Linked DNA regions of Homo sapiens: region 1 is linked to region 2. The links are chromatin loops, found by intact Hi-C in ENCODE. Cell type or tissue: PC-9. All regions are shown on one strand. Links, peaks and the distances in the headings refer to the core of each region. The heading gives the core; the rest is flanking DNA. Region 1 overlaps ZNRF1 (zinc and ring finger 1). Region 2 overlaps ZNRF1 (zinc and ring finger 1).

What was found. Hi-C counts contacts between places; a loop is a spot of excess contacts. Peaks named below come from ENCODE experiments on the same cell type or tissue, not always from the same donor. Only the 100,000 strongest peaks of a DNase experiment are listed, where the experiment ranks them.
Region 1: it touches region 2 in a loop (3-fold over the local background); 23 of 110 quality-filtered maps call a loop at or near these places.

The regions. Positions count from the first base shown.
Region 1 is chr16:75,092,650-75,100,974 of GRCh38, forward strand. It overlaps ZNRF1 (zinc and ring finger 1), which reads left to right. Exons shown (of 5, transcript NM_032268.5): 2 at 923-1,018. Among named protein-coding and RNA genes, the nearest start is that of LDHD, 20 kb to the right of the region's middle. RefSeq lists silencers at 639-831, 7,330-7,389, 7,500-7,559 and enhancers at 2,672-3,402, 3,403-4,132, 5,859-5,978. In PC-9, for the core only: CTCF peaks have their summits at 4,333 and 4,533; a DNase peak (open chromatin) is centred at 4,242; H3K4me3 peaks cover 634 bases; H3K27ac peaks cover 1,333 bases.
Region 2 is chr16:75,040,571-75,048,895 of GRCh38, forward strand. The region is part of intron 1 of ZNRF1 (zinc and ring finger 1); the gene reads left to right. Among named protein-coding and RNA genes, the nearest start is that of ZNRF1, 46 kb to the left of the region's middle. In PC-9, for the core only: no CTCF peak of the experiment used is centred there; a DNase peak (open chromatin) is centred at 4,471; H3K27ac peaks cover 4,473 bases.

The DNA of each region.
Region 1 (8,325 bases), core at 42-8,041, 52 kb after region 2:
TCAACCAAAATTCTCCAGTATGGGTACAATTCTGTATCAGTTGAAACTCTGGATGTGTAAGCAGTTCACACACATCTCAAAGGACAGTGGCCTTAAGCCACAAAGGAGGCAGAGGGGGCTGTGGGTGAGGGAGAGAGTTGCTACCTGGCATGGGCGGCTGAGGCTGGGAGCTGGGTGAGGGATGAGATTCCTCCCAGGGTGATCCAACCAAGTGGCTGAAAGGCTGTGAGGCAGAAGAATGTTAAACTGTTATGCAAAGGCTGTTTCCAGGTGCCTTGGTTTGATGCCTCCCTACCCCATTGTCCACCAGACCCATCTGAGAAAGGGTCTAAAGAAGATAAAACTCAAGTCAGGTGTCAGTGACCTTGGTTAAACCTTAACGAGGCACATAAGGCAGGGTGAGCCCTAGTGAAAGCTGGCAGTCAGTCAAAGGCTGCAATAAAAGGCAAATGCCACCGGGCGCGGTGGCTCATGCCTGTAATCTCAGAACTTTGGGAGGCCGAGGCGGGTGAATCACCTGATGTCAGGAGTTCAAGACTAGCCTGGCCACCATAGTGAAACCCCCTCTCTACTAAAAATACAAAAATTAGCCAGGCGTCATGGCAGACACCTGTAATCCCAGCTACTTGGAAGGCTGAGGCAGGAGAATCGCTTGAACCCGGGATGCAGAGGTTGCAGTGAACTGAGATCGTGCCACTGCACTCCAGCCTGGGCGACAGAGTGAGACTTCGTCTCAAAAAAAAAAAAAAAAAAGGCAGATGCTCAAATGAGTCCTTGAAGGAGGACAGGTCCAGGGTCTGTTCTGATGGTCATCCTCCACATTGACCCTGAGCCCACATGGCTGTCATTCGAGAGTGTCCACATGTACTGTGGATGTACTGGATCTGGAGAAAACATTTCATCCCATTCTCCTCTCTTTCAGGTTTCAAGTGCCCCATTTGCTCCAAGTCTGTGGCTTCTGACGAGATGGAAATGCACTTTATAATGTGTTTGAGCAAACCTCGCCTCTCCTACAACGGTAAGGGCTTGGCCTGCCTCACCAGCCTCCAGAGCATCCGTCGGGGGAGCCGGCCAGTCCTTGTGGGAGCCTCCAGTCGAGGGTGGTTCTGGGCAGTATTTTCACCCTGCCCTCTGGCAGGTGTGCCTCAGTGGTGGTGAGGAAGTGGACTGTTCTGGGAGCCTTGCTGCTCAGGTCAGAGAGGAAGAGGAGTGGGACAAGGAAGGAAGGCCCAGGGGTCAGGTCCGAGGTCTGGGAAGGCTCTCGGGCTGCTCAGTTAGGCCCCTGCCTCTCTGCAACTCAGTTCTGAGGACTTTGGCTGGGAGATGCAGCCTTTCCTTCACCCTTGACTGTGGAAGGCCCCAAGACAGCCAGGTGTCCTCCACGGCTTAGCAGAGGGGCCCAGAGCAAGCACCCGCCCTCCTTGGGGAGGTGGGGGCTGTGTGCTGGTGGCATGCATAGAGTGCTGGGAAGCTGGTCGTCTCCTTGTCACGTTCGAACTCGGACGAACACCTGATTTAGTCCTATGAGTCCACACCAGAGAGCTTGACGGGGGACTATGTGTGACATAGAGACGCTCTGGGGATTGAAAATGCGGATAGGACACCTTGCTGCTCCACCCTGGCCATGTTGCCTCCTACCTTGGAGGCTGCCTCAGAGCCGAACAGTGAATACCGCAGAGGGTAGGACCCTGAGGGCAGGGGATTTCAAAACACCCAAGCTAACCTAACAGGACGCCTCTGGGAAACAAAATGACTGTCAACATCTGCCTAGCATGCTGTGCATAAGGCTTTGGAGTCCAGGTGATGGGAGTTCAAATCTCCCTCTACCACTCTGTGTCTACAATCTTATACAAGTTGCTCAGCTTAGCGGAGCCTCAGTTTTCTGCTCTGTAAAATGTGGATAGCAATACTTGGTTCATAGGATTGTCAGAACTGGGTAAGAGATGGCACATAAAGGCCTTTGGTACAGAGCCTGGCACATGGTCAGTGCTTGGGAAGTTACAGCTGCCATGAAAGATGTGAGACCTTCATAGGTTTCTTTTTGCAGTTTTCCAGAGCCCACAGACTTCTCCTCAGTGCTGCTCAGCCCACGCCACTGCTGACCCTCGATTTTCCATGCTTAGTGTTTAGTCTGGTCTCCAAACCATGTTCATCAGAAAACGGCATCTTCCACTAGACCAGGCAGTGGATCTGAGTGCACTCCAACCCTGGTACTGGCCCACCTTCCCAGATTCAAGTCATAGTAGTGGTTGGAAAAAGAGTTCTGGGATTTCTGAGAGCATCTGAGGACTGGATCACGCAACCAGCCCAGCGAGAATGTTTCCTAGGGAGACTCTTCTCTGCCCTGCAGCCTCCTCACTCCCAGAGGGCTCTTTCCCCTACAAAGCATGAGCCTAGGAGGGATCATGGTCTCAGAGCATTTCCTGGGAAGTAACTGACTAATGGCGTCCACTCAGGTCTCCTGAAAACTTCTCTCTTAATTACTTGTTCAGCCAAAAGACTCTGGATGCAGGTGGGCATATTACCCACGTGGCTCAGCTCCATGCATTTGTTAGGCCATGCTCAGGTGGGAGGACCCGCACGGCCCTCCCCTGGGCATCATAGCTGTGGTCTGGGAAGCCCCTTTCCTCCCCAGGGGACAACGCCTCCTTTCTCCTGGGCTGACTGCTGCCAGTTCTCTAAGTCTGTTGTCACATGTGCTGCAGGCTTCGCGTCAGTCCTGTCGCATGCATGCTGTCAGGACGCTCAGGCTCAGCTTTGTCCCTGTTCGCCGTCTCCGCTTGGGACCAGGGAGGGAGAGGAGCCTTCCCTGCGTCTCACAGCCCTCCCTAGCCATGGCCTCAAAAACCCTATTCACTTCTTTCCCACATGTGTGGAGACCTCATGAAGTCCTCCGTTTGTCCTGTGGGTTGCTAGGGCGTTCTCTGTAGACACTGCGTTTGTTGTAGGAAGAATACAAAGAAGCCTCAGAGGGGCTCAGCCTGAGAAAACCTGGCTCTCAGGAAGAACTTTGCAAGAGCAGCCGTGGAGGACAGAGTGCTCTTGGGCCCCCATGGCCCAAATGCAGAGTTACCCCCACTGCCCTGTGGAGAACCGGGAAGGTGAGGCTGTCCAGCTCCTCTGCCAGAGAACTGCCTGGGACGCCACCATGTGTCCCCCTGTCCCCCTCTGTATCAGCACTTGAGTGCCTGGCGCTGTTGGTTTACCCCCCTACACCCCACCACCGGCAGCCTCACCCAAGACTACAGAAACCACACCGGGAGCCGGGCCCCCCTTAGAGGAAGGGGAGATTGGCCAGCCAGCCTGAGGCATGACCACTGCTCCTCTGGTTCTGGTTCTAGTTTTTCCCTTGTCATGGAATTGAGGGGCAGGCCACCTCCTCAAGGGTGCATGTGTTTCTGTATGTGTGCACGTGTGTGTGTGTGTGTGTGTGTGTGTGTGTGTGTGTGTGTAAACTAGAGGCTTTACACCTAAGGCTCTCTTTTGCAAAAGCCAGTCCTTTACCACTGGAGGCAAAGAGAGGCCAGTTGTCTCCAGTCCTTCCAGTGGACTTTGTCTCAACGTGGTGAAGTGCTTTGTTCAGAAACAATGGTCCGGCCCTCTGTGGACCCTGTTCATGTGGTATGGACTCCTCATGTTCAGTCTTTGTCTTTTCTGAAGACCCTAAACCTTCCAGGTAAGAGGAGAGCATTTGCTTCCGGGGGTGTATGTGGAGTGGGCATCCCCAGGCACGCCCAGGGCCTGCTCCAGCTCAGAGAGAGCACAGACCGTGGGCCAAAGCTCAGGAGCTCCAATGTATTCCCCATGATTTGTCATCATCCCAACCTCACCTGCTGCATGTTACCTTTTCTAATTTAAAAAAAGACTTAAGAGTCAGAGGTGTGAGTTCTTGGAATCTTTCTGGAAAGGGGGCGAGGCGGGGCTTTCTTAGTGAAGAGTTTTCTTATGAAGATTCACTAGAACTCCTGGTCACTCCCCTGAAGACTTCCCATTTACACACACACTTTCTGTGGTTGTTGGCACCAATTGCGGAAATTTTTAGAAAATTTATGATGGTTATATAAGATGAAATTTAGTTAACCACTAAAGGAAAAAAGTAGAAACCTCCTAAATGAGGCAGATAGAAAGTAGTATTTTTCTTATTATGAGGGTTGGCCTGAGTGGTGGGTTGGAAGGCCTCCAGTAGCTGCCTGCTAGCTTAGAAAAAACACAACTTAGGAAAGGCGAGACTAGTTTAACTGGTTCAGCTAGTGCCTGGTGCTCCGAGGACAGGCACCTGGCTGGGGAAGTTTGGGAATGTGCTGAGCCCCTGCTGGAGGGGCAGGGAAGGGCGGTTGACTCCAGAGCACCGAATGTTAAACCCCCTGTCCTCCTAAGCGCCTTCCTGGAAGGTGAGGATACTGTATAAGAGGGAGGGGGTTCGTTGGTTTGTTTTTGTGGGTAAGATGGATCAACCCGAATGGGCCTTTTAATTTCTCTCCCTTTCTAACATCTCTGTTTGTGACTCTGAGACTGAGGGACCTTGCCCTAAAGAATACGCATTCAAATTTTGACCCTCGAGTCTCTGGGCTAGCAGAACAAGCGTGGAGGTGGGGGTCTGATTGGTGATGCTCTGAACGGAAGAGCATTGTAATCCTGTGGAGTCGTGGAGATGACCCGCTTTTGACTGGAAGCTTAGGGGTCCTCAGCCCAGGGAGAATCTGGGGGGCGGCAGGTTCATTTGCCAGCAGCACCAAGGAGAGCTCCCCTCAGCTGTGTTCTGGGGGAGCAGAAGCCCATGCTCAGCTTCTTATGTCATGATGCCCTCTTCCTCCCCTCTGCCAAAGGCCATTGCCCCCATCTTTAAGGCTCTTGAGATGCTAAATGTCACACAAGCTGTCTTTTAAAGGCAAGGGAGGCCGGATGCAGTGGCTCACGTCTGTAATCCCAACACTTTGGGGAACCGAGATTGCTTGAGCTCAGGAATTTGAAACCAGCCTGGGCAACATAGTGAGACCCCATTTACTAAAAACAAAAAATTTGTCTGACATGGTGGCAAGCGCCTGTAGTTCCAACTTCTCAGGAGGCTGAGGTGAGAGGATCACTTGAGCCCAGGAGATTGAGGCAGCAGTGAGCTTGATCACGCCACTGCACTCCAGCCTAGGCAACAGAGCTTGACCCTGTCTCAAAAAATAAAATATAAAATAAAAATGTGAGAGGACCTGGCTTCCTGGAAAAGCAGAAATGGCTCCTGCTATAGCCTGCCCTGTGCCTGCAGGCAATTCTTTGTCCCATGTCTCCTCCTCTCAGAGACCCTGTGGTCAGAATGAAAGCACCCTACCCTTTCCCTGCCTGGGGAAACCGGGTGCTGGCCGAGGAGTTTGCCCAGCCTTGCTTGGGGCATTGCCCAGAGCCATTGTTAGATGCTGGATGGGCTGGAGTCAGGCTGGACAGGCTGGAGTCAGACTGCGGAGGTGTCTGTCCTGTTACTCCTCCTACAGGAGGGCGAGGAGGGGCAGGTGACTGCTCACCCAGGGTGTCCAGCTGTTGCTGACCGGCTGCACTGACTGCCAGACTGGCCGCTGCTGGGTGTATGAGGAGCGAAAGCGACTAGGGGAGGCCTGCAAGGCCCTAACACAAGTGGGGAAACCAGGAACAGGTGGCTACAGGAAAGAGGACTGTGGGAGGGAGCTGTAGTGGCCTCAGTAGGAAAGTATGAAGCGCTCCAGGCCTGAGCTTTAGTTGGCTGCCCCCACTATCCTCATTGCGGGTGGCCCAGCTCACCAAAACAATTGCATTGCACTTCAAAGGGCTGGGCAGTTGGATGGGCCGCTGCTGGTAGGCTACACTCTCTGCTCAAGGTCACCCTGTTGCCTGAAGAGCACAGCCCCCCAGATTTCCCAAAAGGGGAGCTGACAAGGCCTGGCATGGGTGGCACTGCCCTGTCCTGTCCCTGGCAGACTGGGCCAGCAGCTCTGCATGCTGAATAGGCAGCAGGACCAGGCACTCCACCGCACCTAGGCTGGAAATGAGGTCAGGGGGTGGAACCTGAGCCTGTGCGTCATTTGCTAGGGGTTTCCCCTCTGACTCCCACCTTCCTTCTCTCTGGGCCCTTCATGGCCACCAGGCACAAGTGGAGATGGAGAGGCATGTTCCTGTGCTCAGCTGCTGCCTCGGAGCTGCACGGGCTTTCCCTCCCAGCCAGGTGCAGATCTGTGTCTGCAGCTGTGTGAGCCTCCCCACCCCTCCATACTTCTAGCAGTTCCAGGGTCTCTTGAGGATGTGTTGCCAGAACTCTGCAGAATACTCGAGCCTGGCATGGTGGAGGGCAGGTGTGTGTCTCTCCTGTCTGGTCTGTTCACTCAGTGACCAGGTTCCTCCATCCACCTTGGGTCCTCTGCACACACTTCACAGAAAGGGGGAGATGCAAAGTGCCTGTGAGACGGGTGGTGTTTTCCAGCCCCAAGGGAAGACACCCTTATGGCCTGGTCTTTTAAGGAAAAGGGGCCAGGTCGCTGGGTGGCAGAAACTTGGGCTTGGGAGTCATCACCACTTAGCAGCTGCATGAGCTTATCCGAAGATCCCCACAGGGGCTTTAGGAGTCATGGTGTGTGTGTCTGAGGAGTTACCTGCATATAGCTGGCTTAGAGAATTAAGGCTCTTTTGCTCCTCCTCCCAGATATCTTTGCTTTGACAAATAGCAGCTGTCAGAAGCACCGTGCCTGGATCCCAGGGAGGGAGCAGAAGATGCCACCGCCTCCCACCCCCAGCCCATCACAGGCATCATCCCTCCCTCCTGTTTCAGCTCCAGGGCCGTGCTCGCCATTCTGGTTTGGTTCCCTGGTCTGGTTAGAGGGACAGGCACTGACACCATCCCCAGCCAGGCCAAACACACTTCCAAGCTCTCCCTTGGGCAGTGACATTGGCTGGCTTTGTACAGTGGCGTCAGGAAACTTGGGAGGTGCTTCAGAGGTAGTAAGAAAAGGGCAGAACCCAGATGGCAGAAAGTTTGGCTTTGTTCTTATCCGGCAGCATTTGTTGAACCTCTTCTCTAGGGGCCTGGAGATACCAGGGGACATTTGACTCCATCTGCAGCAGAGTCTCAGTTTGTGTGGGCCAGGCGCCTGGGTTTTGTGCTGCGAGGCCCCCGCCATGGCTTTTCTCTGACGGCAGGCAGCAGGTTCGTGTCAGATGCTTCTGGAAGTCTTGTAGGAACCAGTTGATAGGCAAGCATCAGCTTCAGCCATTTCCACTTCCCTGCTAGGCTCTCAGGGACATCCGGAGGCCACTAACTCCCACAGCCCCAGGGGTGGGGACAGGAAGTTGTACTCAGCCCACTGCAACCTCTTGCTGGGTTTGTGTGCCTCCTGCCTCCTGCTGTGGAAGAATGCTGCTCCCTGGGCACTGGGCTCTGTGTGGGCACTGCTGGCTTCCCCATGCTGTCTGAGTCAAAGACCCTGACTCCTTCCTATTGCCGGGAACCTCCAGGTGGCCTTTTGCAGCCAGTGGCTCTTGGTCCCAGTGAAATGTGCTCCCTGCCGTGTGCCAGCCTGGTTGGGGTGCCTGCACATTTTAGTTCTTCCCACCAGTGCAGCAGACTCAGGCCAGCTGGTAAAGGCACAACACTGCACTGTGCATAAAACCGCCTTGTGGAGTGGTGAGGAAAGGCTGCCTCTAACCTTCCTCTGCTCAAGTCTGAGTCCTTTAGTGCACAGGCCTTCCGCCCCAGGACAAGAAGAATCGCCCTCGCGCCCCCTTCCCCTTCCCCTTCCCTTTCCCCTAGTGAGGTTCGGTGCAAAAAGAGAGTCAAGTCCAGTCTTGTCATAAAGCGCCTAAGCCTTATCCTCATACCTGCCTCTCCCTTCCCTGAATCCATCACCTCCTGGGGGGCGATGAGGGAGACCACATGTGCCCTCCTGGAGCTGACACAGATGGGGAGAGAACACACCTGGTGTGGGAAGCTGTATGGGACCCAGAGAATTCTAACTAGTCCCTTGGGCTCACAGTTGAGTTACCAATCAGTAGGAGAAAATGCAAAGATAAACTACTTAGGAATCAGTAATTGCCATGTTCCCAGGAAATCCTCCTTAAGTATGGAGGGGAAGGAATGCTTTAGAGGAAACTAAGGGCTATAGCCCATACGCTCATGTCATAGATGAGGTGTCCAAGACAAAGAGAGTGGGGAATACAGGTCCAAGAATGTCTGCATGACGACTCTGCCCTCACTAAGCTATGCTGTTTTTCCTCCCATCTCTGTTGAGGTTTTTCCCTCTGTTTTATTATGAAAAATGTCAAACACACAGCAAAGTTTTTATGTTTTTTTGAGACAGAGTCTCGTTCTGTCAC
Region 2 (8,325 bases), core at 21-8,020:
CCATGTTTTTGTTTTTGTTTTTTGTGGGTTTTTTTTTTTTTTTTTTTTTTTTTGAGACAGAGTTTTGCTCTTGTTGCCCAGGCTGGAGTGCAGTGGCGCAATCTCGGCTCACTGCAACCTCTGCCTCCTGGGTCCAAGTGATTCTCCTGGCTTAGCCTCCTGAGTAGCTGGGATTATGGGTGCGCGCCACCATGCCCAGCTAATTTTTTGTATTTTTAGTAGAGATGGGGTTTCATCACGTTGGCCAGGCTGGTCTCGAACTCCTGACCTCAGGTGATCCACCCACCTTGGCCTTCCAAAGTGCAGGGATTACAGGCATAAGCCACCATGCCCAGCCCACTTACCATGTTTTTAAGTTCATATGTGTTGAGTATGTATCAGTAGTTTGTGCTGACATCGGTAGTTTTTATTGCTAAATAGTATTCCATTATATGAATTTACCACAGTCAGTCTATCCATTCACCAGCTGATAGACTTTTGGATTGTTTCTAGCTTAAGACAATTATGAATGATGCTGCTGTGAACATTCATGTTCGTGATTTTATGTGGACATAAGATTCCATATGAGAAGTTTGTGTTTAAACGTTTGAGAAACTGGCAGCCTTTTCCAAAGTGGCTGTACATTTTACATTTTCATGGGCAATGGTTGAGAGTTCCAGTTTTGCCACATCCTTGCCAACACCGTGTATTGTTGACTTACGGATTATAGTCATTCTAGTAGGTATGTAGTGGTACCACATTGTGATTTTAATTTATTTTATTTATTTATTTATTTTTGAGACAGGGTCTCACCCTGTCGCCCAGGCTAGAGTGCAACGGCATGATCTCAGCTCACTGCAGCCTCTGCCTCCTGGGTTCAAGTGATTCTCCCACTTCAGCCTCCAGAGTAGCTGGGACTACGTGTGCATGCCGCCATATCCGGCTAATTTTTGTATTTTTTGTTACAGATGGGGTTTCACCATGTTGGCCAGGCTGGTCTCCAACTCTTGACCCAAGTGATACGCCCGCCTCAGCCTCTCAAAGGTCTGGGATTACAGGCGTGAGCCACCGTGCCCAGTCCTCACTGTGATTTTAATTTGTATTTCGTTAGCTAGTGATGATCCCTTTTCATGTGTTTAACAATTCACTTATCTTTTTTGGTGAAATGTCAATTCAAATCTTTGCTTGCTTGTTGTTTTCTGTTTTTAAGACTTAATTCTCTCAGGAGTTCGAGACCAGCCTGGCCAACATGGTGAAACCCCATCTCTACTAAAAAAAAAAATATATATATATAAAATTAGCTGGGCATGGTGGCAGACGCCTATAATCCCAGCTACTCGGGAGCCTGAGGCAGGAGAATCACTTGAACCTGGGAGACGGAGGTCGCAGTGAGCTGAGATCATGCCACTGCAGTCCAGCCTGGGCAACAAGAGCAAAACTCCGTCTCAAAAAACAAAGACTTAATTATTTTAATAGAGCAGTTTTAGGTTCACAGCAAAATTAAGAGGAAGGTCCAATGATTTTCTGTATATCCTCATTTTTAAAAATTGAGTTGTTTGTCAGTGAGTTGTAAGAGTTTATGTATTATGAATATGTCTTTTGTCAGATATGATTTGCAACTATTTTCTCCCAATGTGTGGCCTGTGCTTTTATTTGCTTATATGGTATCTTTGGAAGAGCAAACATTTTTAATTTTGGTTGTCTAATTTATCAATTTTTTGCTTTTATGAATGATGCTTTTGGTATATGTAAAAAAAAGTGTCTAGACCAAGGTTACAAAAATTTCTCCTATTTTCATCTAGAAGTTTTATAGTTTTAGCTCTTACATATGTCTGTGTTCCATTTTGAGTTAATTTTTGGATATGGTATGAGGGAGGGAGTGTCTGTTTCTTTCTTTTTTTTTTTTTTTTTTTGTAAACACACATATTTCTAGTTGTAGCAACATCATTTGTTGAAAAGACCATCCTTTCTTCCTGAATTCCCTTGGCAGAATCAACTGGTCATAAATGTAGTGGTTTATTTCTCGGCTTTCAATTCTGTTCCATTGATTTATGTGTCTGTTGCTATTGTGGTTACTTGTAACTTTATGATAAGTTTTGAAATTGGGTAGTGTACAGTCTCCATTTTTGTTCCTCTTTTTCAAAATAATGTTGGGTTTTGACTATCCTAGGTCCTTTGCATTTCCATGTACGTTTTAGGATCAGCCTGTTGATTTCTGCAGAATGGTTTTTGAATCCTGATATTTTTTCATTCAGAGGTCCTTGTGACCTCTCACAGAGGGCCTGAAATGGGCTCACTGCTCTTTAGAGGTTATAATAAGCGAAGGCCTGCTGTACACCAATGCTTGATGTATTAGCGTTCTTCCAGGTTTGGCATGTTGGGTTTAACAGCTAGTGGGAACGCAGGCCAAGGCCAGCTCCGGGACGGTAAAGATGACCCTTGAGTGCTTCCCTTGGTGTTATACTTGGTGTCATCCCACCTCCTTGTCTCACTGGTAGTTGGCACTCCAAAAATACTTGAATAGAAGTGGGAGACTGTCTACAATAAAGAACAAGTTGAGACTGATGCATTTATCATCTCTCCTCTTTTTGAGCCTCCTTTGTTTTAAAGCCGTATTTATACCAATGAGTTTCTAAGCAGCCTGGCCAAGTCTGGTTCCCTCAGCCCTGAGCTGTGGCCAGCTTCATGGTTGATTGCATTTATCAGATTTTTTTCACCTGTTCTTGCCTAAGCCTGTAACACATTATCACTGAAACCAGACATGGTTTTATCTTTTCAGAAGCTTGTGAGAGGAAACTGGTGCTTCCCTTCCTCAGTTTTACTTTAAGGAACATTTTTTCTCTTTCTTGTAAAATTTGGCTGTTCTTCTTTTACATTTTAGACATGTGTTTGTTTTGAACAGGCTGCCTTCCAAAACTGTACAGTTCTTATCTTCCTTCTACCTCACCAGGCCTTTTTGTGCTGGATTCACTCAAACCCAGCTAATACTTACAGAACATTTAACTATAATATATGCAAGGAATCATTTTCAGTCCTGATAGATACACAGAAATGGATAAGACATGGTTCTTGCCCTCATAGAGCTCACAATCTGATAAACTCTGATAAAAGAGACAGTATATGGCATATATACACAGGTATATATAGCATGTAAGAGACATGGGGGATCCTGGGTTGGGTGGAGTACTGGTTTTCCACGAAACCTGTTGCATATCAGGAGCCAGCCATTCTTGCTTTGTACTTTTTTTTTTTTTTTTGAGACAGAGTTTTGTTCTTGTTGCCCAGGCTGGAGGGTAATGATGCGATCTCTGCTCACTGCAACCTCCACTTCCCTGGTTCAAGCCATTCTCCTGCCTTGGCCTCCTAGGTAGCTGGGATTACAGGCATGCACCACCATACCCGGCTAATTTTGTATTTGTAGTACTGGCTAATTTTGTGTTTGTAGTAGAGACGTGGTTTCACCATGTTGGCCAGGCTGGTCTTGAACTGCTGACCTCAGGTGATCCACCCGCCTCAGCCTCCCAAAGTGCTGGGAATACAGGTGTGAGCCACCATGCCCAGCTGCTTTGTACTTTTAAAATGTGATCTTGACTTTCAGAATTTAAACTTTGGAATTTCTTAGAGTGGTTTAGATGTCACCTTCCCTAGGTGTAGGACAGATAGAGCTCTGACTTTCTTTAAAATTTATTTTATTTTTTGAGACGGAGTCTCTCTCTGTTGCCCAGGCTAGAATTGCACAGCTTACTGCAACCTCTGCCTCCTGGGTTCAAGTGATCCTCCCACTTCAGCCTCCCAAATAGCTAGGACTATAGGCATACAGGCATGCGCCACCATGCCCAGCTAATTTTTGTATTTTTAGTAGAGACTGGCTTTTGCCATGTTGGCCAGGCTGGTCTCAAACTCCTGATCTCAAGTGATCTGCCTGCCTCGGCCTCCAAAAGTGCTGGGATTATAGGCATGATGAGCCACTGCACCCAGCCATTTTTTTTTTTTTAAATAGAGATGGGGGTCTTGCTATATTGCCCAGGCTGGTCTTGAACTCCTGGCCTCAAGCGATCCTCCTGCCTCATAAAGTGCTGGGATTACAGATGTGAGCCACCATACCCAGCCCAAGCTCTTGACTTTCAGGCTTCCTCATCCTGTTGACTTCTCTGCCACTAATTTCACAAGGCAGTATGGCCATATTTTTAATTAAGTTATTTGATGGACATACCCCTTTCCCTTGGAAAAGGGACTGCGTTTATAACAAATGAACCATGAATGGAATTCTTAAAAGTGAAGTAACATAATATGTTAAGCAGCTTATCTGTTATTTAATATAATTCCCTAAGGAGAGCTTAGTATGGTGCTCTGTCACCCATGGGCCTATTCAAAGTGGAATTCCTTTCTCTAATGTTGCATAATACTTCCACCAGAAGAAGGAGGTGGTAGAGTGTTTGAAATAATTATTGTGTTAGCTGCTGCCCCTGTCCTTTTTCTGTAATGTGGGAAACAAACTTCGTCTTAGGATCTTCTGGCAGGTGTCCTGGTTGGATCGTGGGTGGTGCTTGTCCGGCTGCCTCAAGGATCCAGCCTAGGGACATGTTCTTTGAGCACTTGATGTGAGAGTTTTATTTGTTTGTTTGTTTTTAATTTAACCCACACCCATGCAAACTATGTTCCCCATGCCAGGACCAGAATAACCCTGGCCAGGGCTCAAGAAAAACCTAGTAACAGACCTAAAATTAAATACATGAACTCTGCCTGCCCTTTTGCATTTGCATTATGGTTTTTTGTTAGGTGCTCTTGACCATTTTTTTTCTATTAGGAAAAGGCTGGGAAGGAGAAGCTTGAGTCATTACCTTAGGCATAGAGAGGGGATGGATGAGCTGTGAAGATTACTACTAATAAGTAGAGGTGGGACCAGTGCAAATTGTGCTGGGTGCAATATTTTTTTTTAACTTAGCAATAAAGATGCTATGACAGTGTCAATCGCTGGCTTTATCTGAGCCATCCATAGTAATAGACTTGTTTGTTTGTTTGTTTGTTTGTTTTTTAAGAGACAGGGTCTTGCTGTGTTGCCCAGGCTGGCCTCCTGCCATGGCCATAGCATGGTCTTGACTTTGAGTGTGAACCTGCATCTGGTGCCAGTAAACCTAACTTGCTCAGCTGAATCTTCTTCTTCGTCTTTTTTTTTTTTTTTTTTTCCAGAGACAGGGCTAATTCACCCAGGCTGGAGTGCAGTGGCATGATCATGGCTCACTGCAGTCTCGAATTCCTGGGCTCAAGTGATCCTCCCACCTCAGCCTCCCAAATAGCTGGCACTACAGGCCACTGTGTCCCGCTGTCATTTAGAATTTAATGTTTGCTTTTTTTTTTATTTTTATTTTTGAGATGGAGTTTCACTCTCGTTGCCCAAGCTAGAGTACAATGGCACGATCTCAGCTCATTGCAATCTCCACCTCCTGGGTTCAAGCAATTCTCCTGCCTCAGCCTCCCAAGTAGCTGGGATTACAGGCACGCACCACCATGCCTGGCTAATTTTTTTTATTTTTAGTAGAAACGGGGTTTCACCATGTTAACCAGGCTGGTCTCGAACTCCTGACCTCAGGTGATCTGCCTGCCTCGGCCTCCCAAAGTGCTGGTATTATTACATGTGTGAGCCACCGCGCCCAGCCAAATGTTTGCATTTATATAGGCCTCAATGAGTTGGGTGTTTCATTTTGTGTTTTGTTTTGTTTGAGACAGAGTTTTGCTCTGTCACCCAGGCTGAAGTGCAGTGGCACGATCTCAGCTCACTGTAACCTCTGCCTCCTGGGTTCAAGTGATTCTCGTACCTCAGCCTCCCAAGTAGCTGGGATTACAGGCATGTGCCACCACGCCCAGCTAAGTTTTGTATTTTTAGTGGAGACGGGGTTTCACCATGTTGCCCAGGTTGATCCCGAACTCCTGACCTCAGGTGATCTGCTGCCTTGGCCTCCCAAAATGCTGAGATTACAGGCGTGAGCCACCACACCCAGCTGTTTTCTTCTATTATTATTTTTTATTTATTTTTTTATTTTTTTGAGACTGAGTCTCGCTCTGTCGCCCAGGCTGGAGCACAGTGGCGCGATCTCTGCTCACTGCAAGCTCCGCCTCCTGGATTCACACCATTCTCCTGCCTCAGCCTCCCAAGTAGCTGGGACTACAGGCATCTGCCACCATGCCCGGCTAATTTTTTTGTATTTTTAATAGAGACGGGGTTTCACCGTGTTAGCCAGGATGGTCTTGATCTCCTGACCTCATGATCAGCCCACCTCGGCCTCCCAAAGTGCTGGGATTACAGGTGTGAGCCACCACGCCCGGAATGAAGTATTTCAGGTATACGGGACAGTACAGAAAAATAATATAGTGATCATCTACGTGTTAGCACCAAAATGAAATGTTTATATTATTTTTTATTTCTGTGGATTTCTCTGTACTTGTACCACTTATAAGAATCCCCACAATTTTGTGTGTATGTTAAAAGTGGATATAATCTGTCTCTTGCCATTAAAAAAAATTAAGCATTATGTTTTTGAGATGTATTCATTACAGATCCACCCCATTCATTTGAACTGCTTTATAGTGTTCCCTTAATATGTGGATAAATATACCTCAACAGATTTATTTATTTATTTTAAGAGATGGGGTCCCACCCTGTTACTCAGGCTGGTGTGCAGCGGCATGATCACAGTTCACTGTAATCTTGAACTCCTGGGCTCAAGCAGTCTTCCTGCTTCAGCCTCCCAAGTAGTTAGGACTACAGGTGCATGCCACCATGCCCAGCTAATTCTTAAATTTTTTGTAGCGATGGATTCTGGCTATGTTGCCCAGGCTGGTCTTGAACTCCTGGCTACAAGCAGGCCTCCCAGAGAGTCGGGATTACAAGCATGAGCTTGTGCCTGGCTCAATTTATTTATTTGTATTCATAGCAAGGGGCAGTTAACTTGATTCCACGTTTCCGTGGTTAGAAATAGAGTCACAATGAACACTTTTGTGTCTGTTTGTTTTCTAATTGTTATTGGCATGTGGAGGAGTGCTGTTGACTTTTGTGTGTGTAGATCTTGCGTCTAGCAACTTTGCTGAACTTGTGTTAGTTATTACCATTTGTAGATTTTCTTGCCTTTCCTAATATAGATAATCATATCACAGCTGTTTCCTCCTTTTAAGCCCTTAAATCTTTTGCCTACCATGTTACTTTGCTAGGGCTGCTGTACTACCAACTGGGTAGCTTAAACAACAGAAATGTATTTTCTCACAGTTCTAGAGGCATGGCGGCCGAGATCAAGGTATTAGCAGGGTTGTTTCTTCTGAGGCCTCTTTCCTTGGCTTGCAGATGGTGGTCTTCTCCGCTTCTCCGTGTCCTGACATGGTCTTCCCTTTGTATGTGTCTGTGTCCTCATCATTCTTTTTTTTTTTTGAGACAAGGTCTGGCTTTGTTGCCTAGGTTAGCATGCAGTGGTGTGATCATGGCTCACTATAGCCTCAACCTCCCCAGGCTCAGGGGATCCTCCTGCCTCAGCTTCCCAAGTAGCTGGAACTACAGGCACGCCGCCACGTCTGGCTGATTTTTGTATTTTCTGTAGAGATGGGGTTTTGCCCTGTTGCCCAGGCTCATCTCAAACTCCTGGACTCAAGTGATTCACCTGCCTTGGCTTCCCAAAGTGCTGGGATTACAGACATGAGTCAGCCCCAGCCCCTAATCTCCTATTCTCATATGAACACCAGTTATGTTGAATTAGGGCCCACCCCGATGACCTCATTTTTACTTAATTACTTCTTTACAGGCCTTATTTTCAAATATAGTCACATTCTGAAGTACTGGAGGTTAGGACTTCAGCATATAAATTTGGGGAGGGACACTATTCAGCCCCTAACATTGAATAATGCTGGCTTGGCTCTCTAATTCACCACTGAATTAAAGCAGTGAAAGTGGGCATCCTTGTTTTGTTCCTGACCATAGAGAGATTTAAAAGAGAATGCTCTTAAAATTTCGCCTTTACAAGTGGCAGTTGATGTGGGTTTCTAGATACCTTTCACTGAGTTGAAGAAATTCCCTTTTGTAACTTGTCGGCTCTCGAGAATAGAACCATTAGGGCCTGCCTTTACCAGTTAAGCATTTTTGGCAGAAGGACTGCACAGATGATGATGTGTCCTTCCCACTGCATCCTATCAGGAAGCTCATGATGTCAGTCTGTCCGTGGCTTGGTTCGGGTGATCTCTACTAGGCAAAGGTGATCTGTAGCTGCCAACTCTGAAATGGTGCGCAGATCTCGTTTCCCAGTAACCTTTGACCGGTGGTTTTTAAAACCTGTGGATAATCCTTACATTCATTGAATTAAAAAA